Regions from separate parts of the Mus musculus genome. Here region 1 is linked to region 2. A link is a loop called in an ENCODE intact Hi-C map of the cell type or tissue named here. Cell type or tissue: left cerebral cortex. All regions are shown on one strand. Each heading gives the region's core, and the rest is flanking DNA. Links, peaks and the distances in the headings are about the cores only.

What was found. Peaks named below come from ENCODE experiments on the same cell type or tissue, not always from the same donor. Only the 100,000 strongest peaks of a DNase experiment are listed, where the experiment ranks them.
Region 1: a loop joins it to region 2, with 3 times the contacts of the local background. A loop is called at or near these places in 21 of 42 quality-filtered maps.

What each region holds. Positions count from the first base shown.
Region 1 is chr12:12,777,850-12,786,074 of GRCm38, forward strand. No RefSeq gene overlaps it. Among named protein-coding and RNA genes, the nearest start is that of Gm35104, 16 kb to the left of the region's middle. In left cerebral cortex, for the core only: a CTCF peak has its summit at 3,859 (motif pointing right); no DNase peak of the experiment used is centred there.
Region 2 is chr12:13,210,453-13,218,677 of GRCm38, forward strand. No RefSeq gene overlaps it. Among named protein-coding and RNA genes, the nearest start is that of Gm24208, 33 kb to the left of the region's middle. In left cerebral cortex, for the core only: a CTCF peak has its summit at 4,640 (motif pointing left); DNase peaks (open chromatin) are centred at 3,567, 4,638, 5,116 and 5,396; H3K27ac peaks cover 253 bases.

The DNA of each region.
Region 1 (8,225 bases), core at 2,794-5,293, 430 kb before region 2:
GAACGATACTGAGTCTTGATTTATCCCTTTCCTGTGCTTCCTGAAGACAGTCAGAAAACTCCATCAATTCTCCCCTGTTGCCGTGAGGTAAATCCCATTAGTGTCAGTTGCAGAGTTGGATATTAAGGCAAGCAGTCAGTGGGGCCTCCAGACACAGGCTGCTAAGGAGCAGACACTGAATTGGATCCTAAATCTAGCTACTAAATGCTGGGGCTGCTCCCATATGTCCATAGGTCATATGTCCCTCCAGTGTCATGTTGGATCTATTTATGTCACCATCTCTTTCACTTAGCATAGGACCTAGCCGTGGTGGGCAATGATCAGATGGGTAGGGAGATGTACTGCACAGGGAGCCTAAATCTCACTTGCTAACATCTTTACATATCCCAAATAGATGTAGCAAAACTTTGCCACTGTCTCTGATGTCTTCTCTGCTTCCAGTTCCTCAAAGCCAAAGGCCACCAGAGAGAGAGTCACAACTGAGCAAGCCATTGCTTTATCATCACAACTGTTAATGGCCAACCTCAGAGGGTACTCAAGAACTTCTCAATCCACCCTTGGCCAGCTCCCATTATTCTTCAAAGACTACTCTAAGCCTCCACTGCAAGCCCATAGTTCAAGTCCCCATCCTGTGCTTTTACAGATATCCTTCCTGCTGACTAAAGCAAGAACATTGAAGCCATCAGGAAAGAGCTTTCTTTTTTTTTTTTTTTTCCTTCTGCAAATGTTTGTACCTCTTGTGCCTGGTTGACTCTGCCACTCATCCCTTCCTGTCTCCTCTGAAATGTTGACTCATCTCTCTCTCTCTCTCTCTCTCTCTCTCTCACACACACACACACACACACACACACACACACACACACACACAGAGTCTTTAACTCCTTCCTCTGTTCTCCTTTTCTTTATCACAGAGTGTATTTACAACCCTCTCAAAATAGAACAGTCTCTAATTTCCTGTGCATGTGAGCCATTCTCCTGTCGGGTTGTCCTCAACCTCTAATGACAATCCATTCACCCGGGTCTCCAGGAACCACTCACTTAGCAAGCACAATAGAACACCTTCAGCTCTTATCTTATGGGGGTCCTACAGTGATCGACTCTTGTATGTGTTACTTGCCCTGTTGCTTGGGACAAAAAACTCTAACAAAAGGAGCTTAAGGAGGGGTTTATCTTAGCTCAAAGTCCCAAGTTACAACTGTCAGGAAGGGAAAGGCATGGTAACGTCAGCAGCCTGAGGCAGCTGGTCCTGGTGTGTTCACAGTCCAGCAGCAGAGGGACCACATCCTAGTTGCATGATGGACCCCCCCCTTTCCAATTAATCTAATCTAGATAATTCCTCTCAGACATACCCCCAAAATTTGTTTCCATGGTAATTTCAAATCCCAGCAAGTTAAAAAGTAAGATTAACCACTCTTTTTTTTTAGCTTTTTGAAGCCATGTCCTCTGGGTCCTTCTGCTTATCCTTTCAGATAGAGATGCCGCTCTCAGTTTTGAGTCAGACCACTGTCTTATTACTCCGGAAGCTCCCTCAAGAGCGGCCTATTCAGTCAGGATCACTAACCTTCATCTCTGCCTGTCACCTTAGGATGTCGGCTGCCTAGGAAGCAGCTCCCAGTCATGAGGCCACTGTCAACCTTCATGGCCCAGTTAAAAGTCATCCTCCTGATGGGCTATGTTTTCTGAGTGAGATGGAAACTCTATCCAAGGAAGGACTCTGAAAAATTGTCTTTGACTCTGTATCCCCCACACGTTATGCCTAAACTAAAACTGAATAGCACCATCCTCCTTCCTACGCATGCCTAGAAGGCTTAGCCACCTCTCTCCTTCTTGTCCCACTGCCATGACTTAAGTCCCTCTTCTCTTATTTACTATCCCTGAAACTCTTCTTGACTGATCCCTGCTTCCAGTGTCTTCTACCCTGTTCCACTGTACAACAGGCTGCCTTTCTCCTGTTATAAGTCTTTTGAAGATTTCCCTTCAGTTCTGAGTCAAGTCCAACCTGCCAACCCTTGCACAGAAGCCTGTGACCTGTGACCTGGCCACACCTGAAGATGCAGCCTCACTTCTCTCTGCCCAGATGTCTTGCTCCTCATCCCTGAGCTGCTTCAGGACACAGACCCTGGTACCTGTCACCATCTCAGCAGAGAAGGTCCTCTCATGACATAACTCATCATCTTCTGCTCATCCCACTGGCCTAGAAGAATTACTCTTAACCTTAAAAAAACTAGTGCATGTCACATACATATCATTGAGTTCAGACAGGTTCAGAACAAAATGAAAAGCTATTTCCTCTCTGCCCAATCGAACCTCAAAACTGTCAGCAGAACAAAGGCGATCAAGATCACCCCACCTACTACCACATCTTACAGATTTATGAGTGAACAAGCAAACACCGTGACTCAGGAGGGGCTGTCTCAAAGTCCATCTTGTTGGTGACAGTGAAATTAGAACCAGGGTCCCCAGGCTTTCAGTTTAGAGACTTTTCATTACCTCCAATGTCAGATTTTCCAAAGGAGCCTCAATTTAAATCACAGCAGAATTAAAACAAAGAAAGCAGCAACTGAGCCACAAAAGAAAGCTAAAATAAATCAGTAAATAACCCCAAAGAGAAGTATAATAAGCAAAACAAAAATAGAGAAACTCACGACCTTGGGGCTTCATTCCGAATTCCCATGAGCTGCAAATGAAAAGTCCTTAAATAAAGACCTACTTTCCACTGAGTTGAGCTTTAAAATAAAAGAAAATCTGTCACTGTCTTCCTTTGTTTTCCATCTATTTATTTATTCATTCATTCACCAAGCGTGTTCTAAACACTTGCACTGTGCCAGATTTCAGTAGACACTGAGGACGTTGACACAGTCACTGCCTGGGGAAACTGAGCTTGACCCGTACCTGCAGAGCTGAGACACAACACAAAATATAGGAGGGTCTAGCTATGTGCTCTGAGGATGGGGACGGGGACAGGAGGGGACACAAAAGTAACTGAGATGTGTCTACAGATGTGTCTACTATCTATTGTCTCTCATCAGATATAAGCAGGAGAGAGAAGATTGGGAAAGGTGAGGGAGGCAACTGGAAACATTTGCACCCTAGATGAGCACTGCTTTCCTCCCACCCAGTTCTGTGACTACGGAGTCAAGCTATCCACAAGGGAGATGCTGTACAGTGGAAAGGCAAAGGTGGAGGAGCCATGATAAGGCCAACTTTCCCCCTGGTCACTCACCCACTTCCAGGCTCAAGGCGTTTCAACCCAAGCTCCCACTGAGGAAACAAGGCCATCTACTCCGAATGACAGAGTAGATGCCACTCACAGGCATCTCCTATCCAGACCGTGTCAGCACTGGGGAGGCAGCTGTCCCTGACACAACAACTCTGTTGCACATGCTAGGCATATGAAGAAAACTCGGGATGGTGGGGAGGATTTACATCACCCAGTAGAAGCTGTCCGTGGATTCAAACACTTCTAAGGAGGATTAAAAGAATGACAAAGGCATATGACCGAAAATGTCTTAAGACATTTATAAACAGGGCTCAAATTTTCATTTTTCTGGTTTTTTTTTTTCCTTTTTCAACAAGAGTTTCAACTTCAGAGCCAGACACTCCAGTGCAATTTTTGTGAATTTTGTTGTTTTAAATCTACTCAATGTTTGTTGCCTGTTTGACCTTGGAAGGTATCCTGTGATTAGCCGGGCGTGGTGATGCTCACCTCTATTCCCTGAACTCAAGAGGCTGAGGGAGAATTTCAGGTCTAACCAATATGAAATTTGTTGGAGATTTTACTAGATATTTTTTAATTAATCAGTTAATGTAATGTGTACAAGTGTTTTTGTCTGCATGTATCTGTGTACCATGTGCGCACCTGATACCCTCAAAGGCCAGAAGAGGGCATCAGATCTCCTAGGATTAAAGTTGCAGATGGGTGTGCGCCAGCATGTAGGTACTGGAAATTGAACCCTGGTTCTCTGAAAGAGGGGCCAATGCTCTTAAATACTGAGCTATCTTTCCAGCCCCTGAAACATGCTTTAGTAGAGACATTAAGCGCAAGGATTAGGAGGAAGAGAGACACTCAGAAAGAACATAAGTCATGACCAAGTGTGACTGCAGGCTTCTCAAGGGAAAACTGCAGTGAATTATTTTAGCATTATTCATATACATTTTGGAAGCATCTTCTCCTTTCTCTCTCTTTTGATTGGTGAGACAGACAGACTATTCAGTGGGTCTGGAGAGGCCTTGAACAGGACAAAGTAAAACCAGGAGCCACTAGGTTGCACAAGCAGTTTTAATATGTACCTGTATCCAGGGTTTCTGGTGAGATTCCTAGGAAACTCCAGACTTAACAGCTGGGTCAGGAGAAAGCCCTTAAGCGATTGTTAATTGCACTGAAACTCTACCTTCTCTATGGAAAGAGGCTTAAATTAGTCTCCAAGATGAAGGGTTCCTTTTCCTTCTCATGGTCCTCCAAGTGTCTTTGTGTTTCTATCCTGTCTTAGAGAAAGACACCCCCACCCCATCCCACCCCAGAGTAGGGATGCTATGACTTACTTTAGAGAAGAGATGGAGAATTCTGCAAGCAAGGCGAGTGGGGATCAGAAAGTCTTCCTGCTTCTCTAATTTCCTCACATGCTAAGGTGACGTATGTGTTTTGGGGTAGCATGTTCTGAACCCCACCACTATTGTCTGAAATGAAGAATATGGAGGAAAACTTCCAGAGTTTGAATTATCTCTTAATTCTCTTATGACCTTTGCAAGTTTCTTTGTTGTGTCCCTGTTCCCTCTAGAGTAAAATGTAGGTAGTGCCCTCCAAGAATTAGTAGGAATGCTGAGGTGACGTGTCGACACAGAGCCTGGTGCACAGTAGGCTCTTCTGTGTTAGCTGCAGGCACTGTTGATGGCTCCTGACACCCATTGCCTCATCCAAGCCAGGTGCTGCGGTGCCAGCTAGGATCTAGAGATGAGCTGAAGGTGCCCCAGGGTCTCTCCGTGGTCCAGTAGACAAGATGGTGCTGATACAGATAATCACATGCTGTGACAGGCTCCTAGGAACAAGGAAACCCAGTCCCACCAACAATATCTCAGAGCAGGTGACTTCTGAGGAAACTTTGAGAGTAAACCGGTCCAAGCAGGTATAAAGGTGAAAGGGCAATCAGTCTCCAGTGCGGAGCAGAGGAGAGACAGGGAGAAGAGTGGGACACTTTGGAGCTGCCAATGGCTCCAAGGCTGCAGAGGGGAATAAGGCCTGAGCCTGAATCAGCTCAGGAAATCTGGACTTGAGCTTTATCCTGAGAGTGCAGACTGACACTTCGGTGATTTCAAACTCACCGCCAGATCTGAGAACTTGGATTCATTCCCAAGAGCAGAGTGTTCTCGAGGGTCCTTGAGTCCCTCTGAAGCCATTTGATTCTCCCCAGATTGTAAATTCCCTGGGAGATAAATTTTAAATTTGCTGTTGTGGCTCCCCTGGGACATCACAAAGAGGGGTCGGGTGGCAAGAGAGAGCATCAAGGTAAGCGCACCAGAGAAGCCACAAGCCCTTCCTCACTTGGGCTACGTGCAATGCTCAGGGGGAAAAGAGCTCACAAAATACAAATGATATTTCAAACGTTGGTGTCATGTGCCTTTAATCCCAGCAGAGGCAGGGAGATCTCTGTGAGTTCAAATGCAGCCTGGTCTAGAGTGAATTATAAGGTAGCCAGGGTGACACAGAAAAAAAAAATCTCGAAACACACACACACACACACTTATGTGGGAGAAGTAGGTGCTGTATCAACCACACACATAAAGGATCCTAAGCCTCTTGGTCCAGCACTTTTGTGTGCCTTACCCTGTCTCATTAACCCACTCTCATTCTCGGGAGAGCCTTTCTCTTTCCCAGTAAACTATCTCTATTTGTGTTGTTGCATGTTCCTGTATAACTCTTTGACCTGGGAGACTGGAGTCTTCAGATTTCAGTGGGTGCTTTCCAAACTCTGATCCACATTGAGAACAGCAGGACACGATGCTTAAGACAATCCTTTTCTTCTCTTCTCCATCTCAAAGGCCTTGTCGCCTGGCAACCTCTCAGCTTAGTGGTCTCTCACAAATAGGTCCCAGAAAGCACGATTTAACAAAACATATCAGCTTTGTATCTCTCGATTCTACATGTTCACATGAAAACAATTTTTTTAAGTGCAGGTGATGTCAAGGCTACACCTAATCAGTGAAAGGGGCCTAGTCTTCCTAAATCAAAGCCAAACTAGATTCTAAATGATTGGCGACCTGGATGCCCCTTTGAGCAAGGCACACTGGGATGCTACAAGGTAAAGAGCCCAGGCAACAACCCAGAGAGGATGCTTCCAGCCCTGGCTCCTAAGCCCGATAAAATTAACCAAAAGATGATCTCCATGGCAACAAGAAATTTGTTTCCTAAAAAAGGTTAGAAAGAATGCTTTAGGAAGAAACTCCATGACAGAATATTCTCAGATTACACATAAATGCCATCCGTGCCAATAAAATGAAGGGCCAGGCGGCTCAATTATCTGGATAATTGAGGCCTGAACCAGTGATTTGTAAGAGAATAGAAGGCTTTAATCCTGAAGAATGCAATGTGGCAGGTATGGGCCCCAATTCAGGGAAACTCCCGCCCACCCCTGCCCACAGCTCCTCTAGAATCTCTGGCCCTGGGGGCTTACAAGGATTGCCAGGAAATCTTGGCAGGAGGGAAGCTGCCGGAGGAAGCAACCCTCGGGAGGCCTTGAATATTGGGGGGTGGGGAGGGGGTTGGTGGTGGATAACAGACCAACAAGACCTCCCTCACCCTAAAGGTAAGACCTTCCTTCCTCCTCCCTCACTTTCTACCTTTGTTCCAGCACTTCTTGGAGGCTTAAAAGTGGGTTGGCAAACTGAAACCCAATTTGTGGGGCAAAAGCAGAGGGGCTCTGAACGGATGGGCCGGCTGAGCCTGAAGTGTCCCTGCCTCTGATCCTCACCTGTTGACAGTGAAGGGCCAACACCTCCTGCAGAGGAAACAAAGCCTGATGCCCCCGGCTTTAAAACGGTGGCTTGCTCAGAGCAAGAGGTCTAGCAAGATTTTTAAAGATGGTAGCTGTGTTTAACGACAGTGAAAAGGCAGTGAATATAGGCTGTCTAGTTGGCTTAGCGCTTCCCATTAAGCATAATGACTTGAGTGTCATCCCAAGGACCCACATAATGGACAGAAGAAAGAGACTTCTCTATGTTCTCTGATCTTCACACACTCATGGCCAAATGCTAATCCCATAAACACACGCACCCACAAAACAAGTAAATGTAATAAAAATTGTTAAGGCACAGATAATAAACATTGGGCCTGTATCCACATGTATAAAAAAAATATAATAATTCACTAAAGTATAGGAAATGTGATGCAAAACATTTATTCTATTACCCAAAGCATTTAAAAAATTAATCCCAAACACTTCTAAGTACCCAAGTCAAGCATCCTCTGCCACATATATGTAATCAAAACACTTGGGAGGAGAAGGCAGGAGTGCCATGATTTCTATGCCAGTCTGAACTAAATAGCGAGTACCAAGCCAGCCCACACTACAGAGTGATAACCCTGTCGAGCAGGAGGAGGAGGTCATAAAATTAAAGCGTCTAAGTCCTATCAAAGCCAGGCAGAACTCACAGATGCAAGGGGACCACGGTGACTCCTTGGCTAAGATTACTTTCGTTGTAAGAGTCTAACAAATTCCAGATGATGGGAAGTGTCCCCTGTCTTTCGTCTTCTCTGTTACATGTTTTTTCTTTTTTTTTAAGGAAAAAAAAAAAAAAAAACAAAAAACTAATGGCAGGGGCTGCAGAAATGGCTCACTGGTTAAGAGACCCAGTTACTCTCAAGAAACCCAGAGTGTATTTCCCAGCACTCAAATTAGGTGACCTACAATCACCTCTAGCTCAGATTCAGAGAAGGCATCTTACAGCCCCTCAGGCACCTGACTTTTTTTAACCCAAAAAAGTAGTTATTTTGGGGCCCGGGCGTGGTGGCTCACGCCTTTAATCCCAGCAGAGGCAGAGGCAGGAGGATTTCTGAGTTCGAGGCCAGCCTGGTCTACAAAGTGAGTTCCAGGACAGCCAGGGCTACACAGAGAAACCCTGTCTCGAAAAAACAAAAAAGTAGTTATTTTTATGTTATGTGTATGGATGTTTTATCTGCATCTATGTCAGTATACCTACCACATGTATGATTCCTACCTACAGGAGAGGAC
Region 2 (8,225 bases), core at 3,421-5,920:
AACACGAATCTCTGGTTCCATCGATTTTCTTCTGTTGTTTCCATTTTTTGTTTATTAACATTTGCTCTAATCTTTGTTGTTTCCTTCCGCCTGCATGCTTTGGGATTTATTTTTTCTCTTTATTCCCCCTAGTTCCTTAAGATGGGAATTTAACATGAGATTCTCTTTTTATCTTGAATTTAAAAAATTATGTGTATGTACGAGTGCCTGCATGTATGTATGTGTACCATGTGTGTGCCTAGTGTCCTCTGAAGCCCAAAGGGGAGTCGGATCCCCTAGAACTGGAGTTATGAGTGGGTTCTGGGAACCACGTTCAGATCCTCTGCAAGAGCAGCAGGCACTCGCTCTGAAGCCCTGAGCCGTCTCCCTAGCTCCCCTCTTTCCCATTTAATACAACGATTCACAGCTATAAATTTCCCTCTAGCCACTGCTTTAGCTTCTTCCCCTAGCTGTCTTTACCATTTCTGTTTTCACCTTTCTCAGAGCAGTTTCTAATTTCTCTCAGGATTTCATCTTTGACATGGCAGCTCCATCTCTTCCTTGTGCTTGTTTACTGCTATGATGCTCTCTGTTGTTGACTTCCAAGTTCGGTCCAGTGTGTTTGGTGCCCGTGTAGCTCAAAGTCTTTTGAGCAGACTGAGGCATGTCTATGGACTACCATATCCTGGGGAATGCTCCCTGTGTCCTAGAGGGATATGTATTCTGTTGTTGGGGCCTCTAAAGATAGAGTCTTCTCAGCCTATATTCTGCTAGTTATAATTAAGTCTTTCCAGTTCTGGTTGAAAACCAGGTATTGAAGTATCCAACTAGTATTCTTGAATTTTTACCTTGTTACTTTAAACCACAGTTTCCTTAAAGGACAATAATTATTCCTGCTTTACAGAGGGGTAAAGAATTTAAAATACACTGGGTGGTGGTACGTACCTTTAATTCTAGCACTTGGGAGGTAGTGGCAAACAGATCTGTGAGTTCAAGGCCAGCCTGGTCTACAGAACAAGTTCTAGGATAGATAGAAATAGATAGACAGACAGAAGATGGGTGGGTGGTTGGTGGATGGAGAGAGAGAGAGAGAGAGAGAGAGAGAGAGAGAGAGAGAGAGAGAGAGAGAGAGACTGTGCACGGTGAGTACTGCTGCAGTGGCTCTGGATGATTGGCAGTGCACAGTGGTGGGGAGAAAGCTTTCCATCCAGTAGCTAGCTGGTTCTGGGTTACATCAACATACTTTCAGTCTGGAAAACACAACCCCCCTAAAGGAGACAGTCACGGCTCAGCCCTGTATGACTCTACAGCCTAATTTCCAAGATGTACATATCTCCCATCTTAAAAAAAAAATCACGAAACTTACAAGCTAACATATTCTAACCTGTCATCCGAACTCTGCTAGCTGGATCATCACAGAAGGGTCACGAAACTTGCCTACTCCTCTCTCATTCCTTTCTTTTCCCTGTTTAACAAATAAATGCTTACTAGCAGCCCTGGCCGGGCCATACTCTGCCCTGGGTCCAGAGTATGCTGAAGGTCGGCCTGCTTTAAATGCCCTTCTCTCTGCAGCAAGAGGTAGTATGTCTAAGCAGGTAAATAAAATGCAGGAAGCGTATACTTTGGGAGGGGAAGGAACAAAAGGTTTAGAGCACACATAAAGACAGAGGTGACCTGCCTAGTAGGGAGGAGATCGTGAAGGAGCAGGAAGAGTGGTTCCCAACAAAGCACTACCAAAAACTGACAAGACATGCAGTCCTCAACAGCAGCTTGAGTTTCATAACCCTTCCTGCCCCTGCCAGCCCTCTTAGGTGGGAGGGGGCCCGGGGAGGAGGAGGAGGAGGAAAACAAGAGGATGTTACACTAAGTGAGTCATCCAGCCTCAAATAACCGAGAGCTGCTAAAGCAGAAAGTTCTCAGCTTGGAAGTGTGCCAGCTTCAGTGCTGCAAAAATAGCCACGATGAATTCACATATTTCTCTGGGAGTGTTGGTCCATCGTACCAGTGAAATCTCAGCCACAGCAAATTGGAACTTGGGGCCCATATGCTCAAAATCATGCTCAGATTTTGGTCAAAGGTTTTCTTGAGAAGGCTGAAAAAGCTGTGATTTTGTTTTTTTGTTTTTTGTTTGTTTGTTTGTTTGTTTGTTTGTTTTACTGAAAGTGGTCTATTCTTCCATTCTGTTGGGGTTATTACACTATGGGATATTGTTTCCTGCTCGGAGTGAAAAGTCTCGGTGTTTTTCTGTTGAAGGCCTCCATCATCTAAGCATGATAGTCTCGTCAGTTGGAAAAGGTCACAATGTAAGAATGCCTGCACACTGTAGAGGGAGAAGAGGCATTGTAGCCCAAAAGCCTCTCACTAGACCATTGGTTCCTAGCTTTCCTAATGCTGCAACCTTTTAATCCAGTTCTGCATGTTGTGGGGACCCCCAACTATAAAATCATTTCATTGCTACTTCAGAACTGTAATGGTACTACTGTTATAAATGGTAAAATAAATATCTGATATACAACTGTTGGTGGCCCACAAGTTGAGAACCACTGCTCTAGCAGCACCTTGACCCACCTGGAATAGGTATGTGACAGTTTTAGAGAGTTTAGAGCTAATTTGCTTAGTTAGTTAGTTAGTTAGTTAGTTAGTTAGTTAGTTAGTTAGTTAGTTTTTCAAGACAGGGTTTCTCTGTGTAGCCCTGACTGTCCTGGAACTCACTTTGTAGACCAGGCTAGCCTCGAACTCAGAAATCTGCCTGCCTCTGCCTCCCGTGTGCTGGGATTAAAGGCGTGCACAACCACGACCCGCTAGCTAATTTATAATGTGTAGGGGAGACAAAGAGATGAGCTGAGGTTTTCCTGGAGGGGCACAGCAGGAAAGCCCACCTTCCAGGGCTTGACAAACTCAACATCCAAGACCCTTGCGCCTCAGGCTCCTTACCTGAAAAAGGATAGCGCTGGCTCTTACATGAGTCAGAATCCAAAATATCTGGCTTCTGGGTGGCATTCCAGAGCAGACTTTTCATTCAAGGGGCTGGGTAGGATGACTCAGGGCCCTGACACTGGGTAAGATCCTGACAGTCAAGGAGGGAAGATCTCCCAGCAGGCAACAGCATAAGAATAAAGGCAGTCCTAGCACCATTACTTTCCAGCCATGTCATCTTTAAACTAGTAACTACCCTCTTGGTGATGCTTGGGAAATATGAAGGTAACCTAGCTTCTGGGTTGTTAGGACTGAACCAGAATGGGTACTTAGAATGATGCCAAGTTCACAGTATAGACCAATAAATGATACTTACTGTTTTTTACATAGGGGTTGGTGGTATGAATGGAGAGGATTTAAGGAGGAAGGTTGGGAAATAAAAGATTTAAGCGTCTTAGTTTGGATTTAATTAATAGAGGCCTATCTCACTTTCTTGGGTGGGTTTGACACAGATGATAAACTATATAACACTGAGTGTAATTTTAACTGTGCACTCAGTGGTAGAAACCAAATGAATTCTGTCACAGATTTAAATGGCCCCAGCAGAGGATGTTCTTGAGTTGGTGACTCAGTTCTGCTTCCATCACCTAAGAAGCTATTCAGTCATAGTAGAAGGTATATAGCTGGAGAGAAGCCATTCACTGATAGCAGAAGGTATATAGCTGGAGAGAAGCTATTCAGTGATAGCAGAAGGTATATAGCTGGAGAGATGGCTCCCACTTAAGAGCATTTGTTGATCTTGCAAAGGACCTGGGTTTGGTTCCAGCACCTATGTTGGCTCAAGTCATGTATAACGCCAGTTCCAGGAGATACAATATCATCTTAAGAGCTCTACAGGTACCAGGCACATAAAATATGCAAACACATCAAAGAAAGTTTAAAAAAAAAGATAGGAAGGAAGAAAGGAAGAAAAATAGAAGTTACTTGCTGAGAAGGGAGATTCTGAAAGACCATCCACGTTTTGAGTGTTCACATAAGTCCCCATGAGCTGCCATATGAAGTGACTAGGCTCATTGTCCAAGCTGTGCAAGCCCACACATCCTGCCCTTGTCCTCACCCATACCCACCCACAGGCAGGCAAGTCCACCAGGGCCATTCCACAAATTTCTAGCATGCTCTCCAGGGGCAATGGTGTAATTCCTGGGATCAGCTGCATAGGAGGCAAGAAAGCCGGTGGGTGTCAGCAATTAGTTAATGTGATACCCACCTCACTTCGTTCAGAGCTGGCCTTTCAGAGACAGGCAAAATCAAAGGAAATGACTGAGAAAAAGCACTCCAAGTTCTGGAGATGTTAATGAGCACAGCAATTAGCGTAAGCACGATCCTGACATGTATGGAAAATCTTTATACGGAGAAGTCTCCAATGGTGGGCCCAAGAGAAGGCGTGGGGTGGGGGGTAGTCCACCATACTGTGACAGGAGGAACCACCCAGGCACTAGCCATGTGGGGCCAATTCGCTAAGGAAAAAAAAAATTCCAATTCACACTTCTTGGCCTTCAAGATCTAGGTAAAAAAAAAAGCCACAGACTCTGACAAATGTAATGGGGAAATAATTCCTTGGAATCTGTGAATTTGCTTAGATGGAAAAGAGGCAAGTCAGGTAATCCTTAAGTGACCCCAAGTGGTAAAAATACACCAACACATGTGTTCAGGCCTTTGTGGGTATTCACAGCGCGACACTAGCACCACCTAGTGTACAGAACTGGGAAGTGAGCCACAAACCCACACACCCTGACTCTGGTTGTCTCCATTAGCACATAGGTTTTATTCTGCAGTGTTTTCTTGGTGCTGGGTTGTGAGCCAGTGGGAAAACGAGTAACAATTTATGGATGGACACACATTACAAGATTTGTTATTACAGTCTACAGTACTAATACCAATATTTTAAGTAAACAGTATGTAATGATACGGATATGATCCAATTTCTCCAAATTGCCTGGCTTTTAATGCCAAACAAAATATCTCAAACTGTAGTCTGAGACTGTAAGCCGGTCCTCGCTCAAGCATGTCTCAGGGTTCTTTAGCAAGCGCTTGTAAGTCTGACTGTGGCTAAGCATGCCATCTCATGAACTTTAAATGGCTTCTACAGGGCTTTCTTGCTAGCCCCCTTTACAACAATTTCCTCACAGTAAAAGATCAGAATCAGTTCCCACCAGTCCAGTACCACTTTGTCTAAACACAGAATTTCCCTTTATGTCCAGTCAGACTTTAAGCAGCTAACATCTGCGAGCAGCCAGGGAATCACAATATGTGGGGAAGGAAAAGCCAAACTCATGATGGCCATCACTACTTCAACACTCAAGTAATAGTCTCTCCTCCTCTAATCAGTTTCTATCCGAGATTCTCTACAAAACCCTGAATGCACACTCATGCACATGTGCATGCATGCATGCATAGGGATGGATCAGGCTCCACTTAAAACAGCTTGCTAGCATCACCTGGGACACCCAAGGCCTACTCCATCCAGAGCAGTCACGGCAGAGTTCCTGGAGGCAAGGTCTAGACAGACCCTGCACTTCATTTAAGGAATCTGGCTCTCATGTCCTTTGGGCCATCTTTAGGGTAAAAATTTGCCATGAGAAAAGCTCTGAGAGCTACTTCTGTGTTTCTCTCAGTGGTCCTGGGTTCTGTCCTTGAACTAACAGACTCTGATGTGAGTAGGTTAAAGAGAAGTCTGTAACTCTTATTGGGTCCTGCAGACCTCCTAGATTGCAAAATCTTTCAGATTTCTCTCAATAGTTTAACTAGAAGTGGAATATCAGAAACAAAGAAACTAAGGCTTTAAAGAATTTTAAATGAATCTAAAACAACTGAACAGAAATTGACAGCAAAATACTCAATCTTTTCCTCCCTTAAAGGAACCAACCCCCTACAGTGCCCTCTCTCCCTATAAATCCCATCCCTCCTCCCCACCCCACCCCCCAGGAACCCCCTTTAGTTCCCTCATCTCTTCCTCCCTTGAAAGACATCCTTCACAATAGCAAACTAGTATCCCTCCCTTTCCTTCCTGGACCATTGCATTTTTGTTCCAATAGTCCCTCCTCCACTCCCACGAAACCAGATCACTTCGGGACTGCTACTAGTCCTTTGGAAAATGACATTATCTAGTCAAACGATAAGATTGCTGTAAGGAAATCTACCCTGGGTTTCCTTGTGCATTTACTCTTTTTTTTAATTTATTTAATGTATCTTATCAAATGACAATGAAGCACATAATTTCTCTAAGTCAAAACAAGGCAAGGAATGTGACGAAATGGTTCTACCCATTTCCAATTGGCCAGGAACCAATTCTTTTCTTTCTTTTTAAATCTGGGGCAGACTGAGTCATTGCCACATAGTTCTACCTTGAAAAGGGAAAAAAAGAAAAAAGAAAAAAAGACCGACTTCAAGCTTAGATCTTAGTTTATATTTAGCTTATAACCCATAATATAGTGGCCGGGTGGGGGTAGGAAGGGTGGGGGTGGTGGCAGTCACAGGGAAGGAGCAGGGTACAGAGTCAAGTGGGAAGTGCCTCCTATCTGCTTCTCACTAGCACTGATCTATACTCTATAAACACACAGCAAGGTTTAAGTACAACAAGTTCTATTTTAATTCATAAAATATATTCCACAAGGCTCTTCCTGGGTTGTTAGTGTGACTGTCAATCAGCACAACCCCTTCAGAAAGTAATCTGGCACTGGCGGTCTGGTCCTGGAAAATATCCAGTGTTCAGTCTTGAATTCAGTGTTCAAGACAACATTCTGAGAAGGTACGCACTGCAGCACTGTACAAGGACAATGGAAATAATGTAAATAACAAGAAATACGGTACGAGTGCCCCTCATCTACTGAACTTTCGCAGAACGCCTGATAGGCTGCTGAATAATGCACATTCTTTTCCTTTTCATGAAGGAACCACAGCTTAGAGAAGCTGTGACCTTGCGCTCTGATATACTGAAGCATGGGCTCATGCAGATTCCACCCAGGCCACAGTGACTGAAGCTCATATGCCTCTAAGTTCCCCTCAGTGCTCATCAGCACTGCGGGAGCGTTATGACATAAATTATCAATGGATTGTTACAAGCTTATTAAGAGTGGAAATACATCCCAATTCCTCAAGCACAAAACCACTCCAGTCACTATGCAGGGGTGACCCTCAGAATCAAAGCCCGAAGCCACACCCATCGAACACTGAAGTGGAGTAAACCATAGCATTTGTTTAGAGAGAAGAATGACCCAGACCTGTGAGCAGCATTTCAGCTCCTGTAGAACTGAAAAAACAAGGGACAATAAGGAAGCTGAGTCAGAAACAGTACCATTTACAAGTTAATATTTAACATGTTCTAGCCTTTGCAGGGCCTCTAGTGCTCTGAGGCAGACGCCAAAGTTCTGTGACCAAGATCTGACCATGCAGCAGCTCAGATAAGACCCAGTTACAGTACCAGACAATTCACAGAGAGTGGGCAGCTATTTCCTAGGGTCAGCCAGGTCCCTTATCAGGTCTTTCTGCCATTTCCCAAGAATCACACTAAACTAATAGTATCTACTGGCTCACTAGTACTGCTCCCATGGCCGAGTGAGGGGAAGGCAGAGGAGGCACAGAAGTGACAGCCATTCTTCTTATACCCTACTGATGGGATGCTGGGAAGGAGACCCTAGCAGACTCAGGAGTTCCTATTTGTAAAGGGAAGAAGGATGCAGTAGCATTTCTCAGGTTCAGTCATCAATGGCAAGCAGGCTTAATGAACAACTCATAGGCTTACCCCTGGCACAAACACTAGGAGAGCATTAGTGGGGAGGCGGGAAAAGAGACAGCAGTTTGGGTCAGGTCTCCACACTGCACACATGTACATCCCCCAAACCTCCACCGTGGGTCGGTTTACGTGACGCTTTCTCCCGCAACAGCTCAAAGCTAGACAGCAACTTGAACCACTCCTCAGCTGTCACTCAGCTCGTCAGCGTTGCTCTTAGCTGCCCAGTCACTACTGGGTTCAAAGGTGGTTCAGAGAACAAACAATGAAACCAAGGAATTCCAGAGCTGTTTGCAGTCCTATCATCCAGTAGCTCAGGTGGATTCTTTCTGGCTCTTAGTATTTAAGCAATGCTAAGTTCAGTACTGAACTTCAGGGCTGTATTTGCTACTATGCACGTAAGCATGCATTTCTACCTACAAAGAGCAGTCCTCACATGGCCAAGAGATGCGAGAGCAGTCCTAGGACATCTCTATAAAGTAACTGGTCTACAAGTTAACTAATGACCGGCACTGACAAATCCCTTTGTACAGAGTCTGGA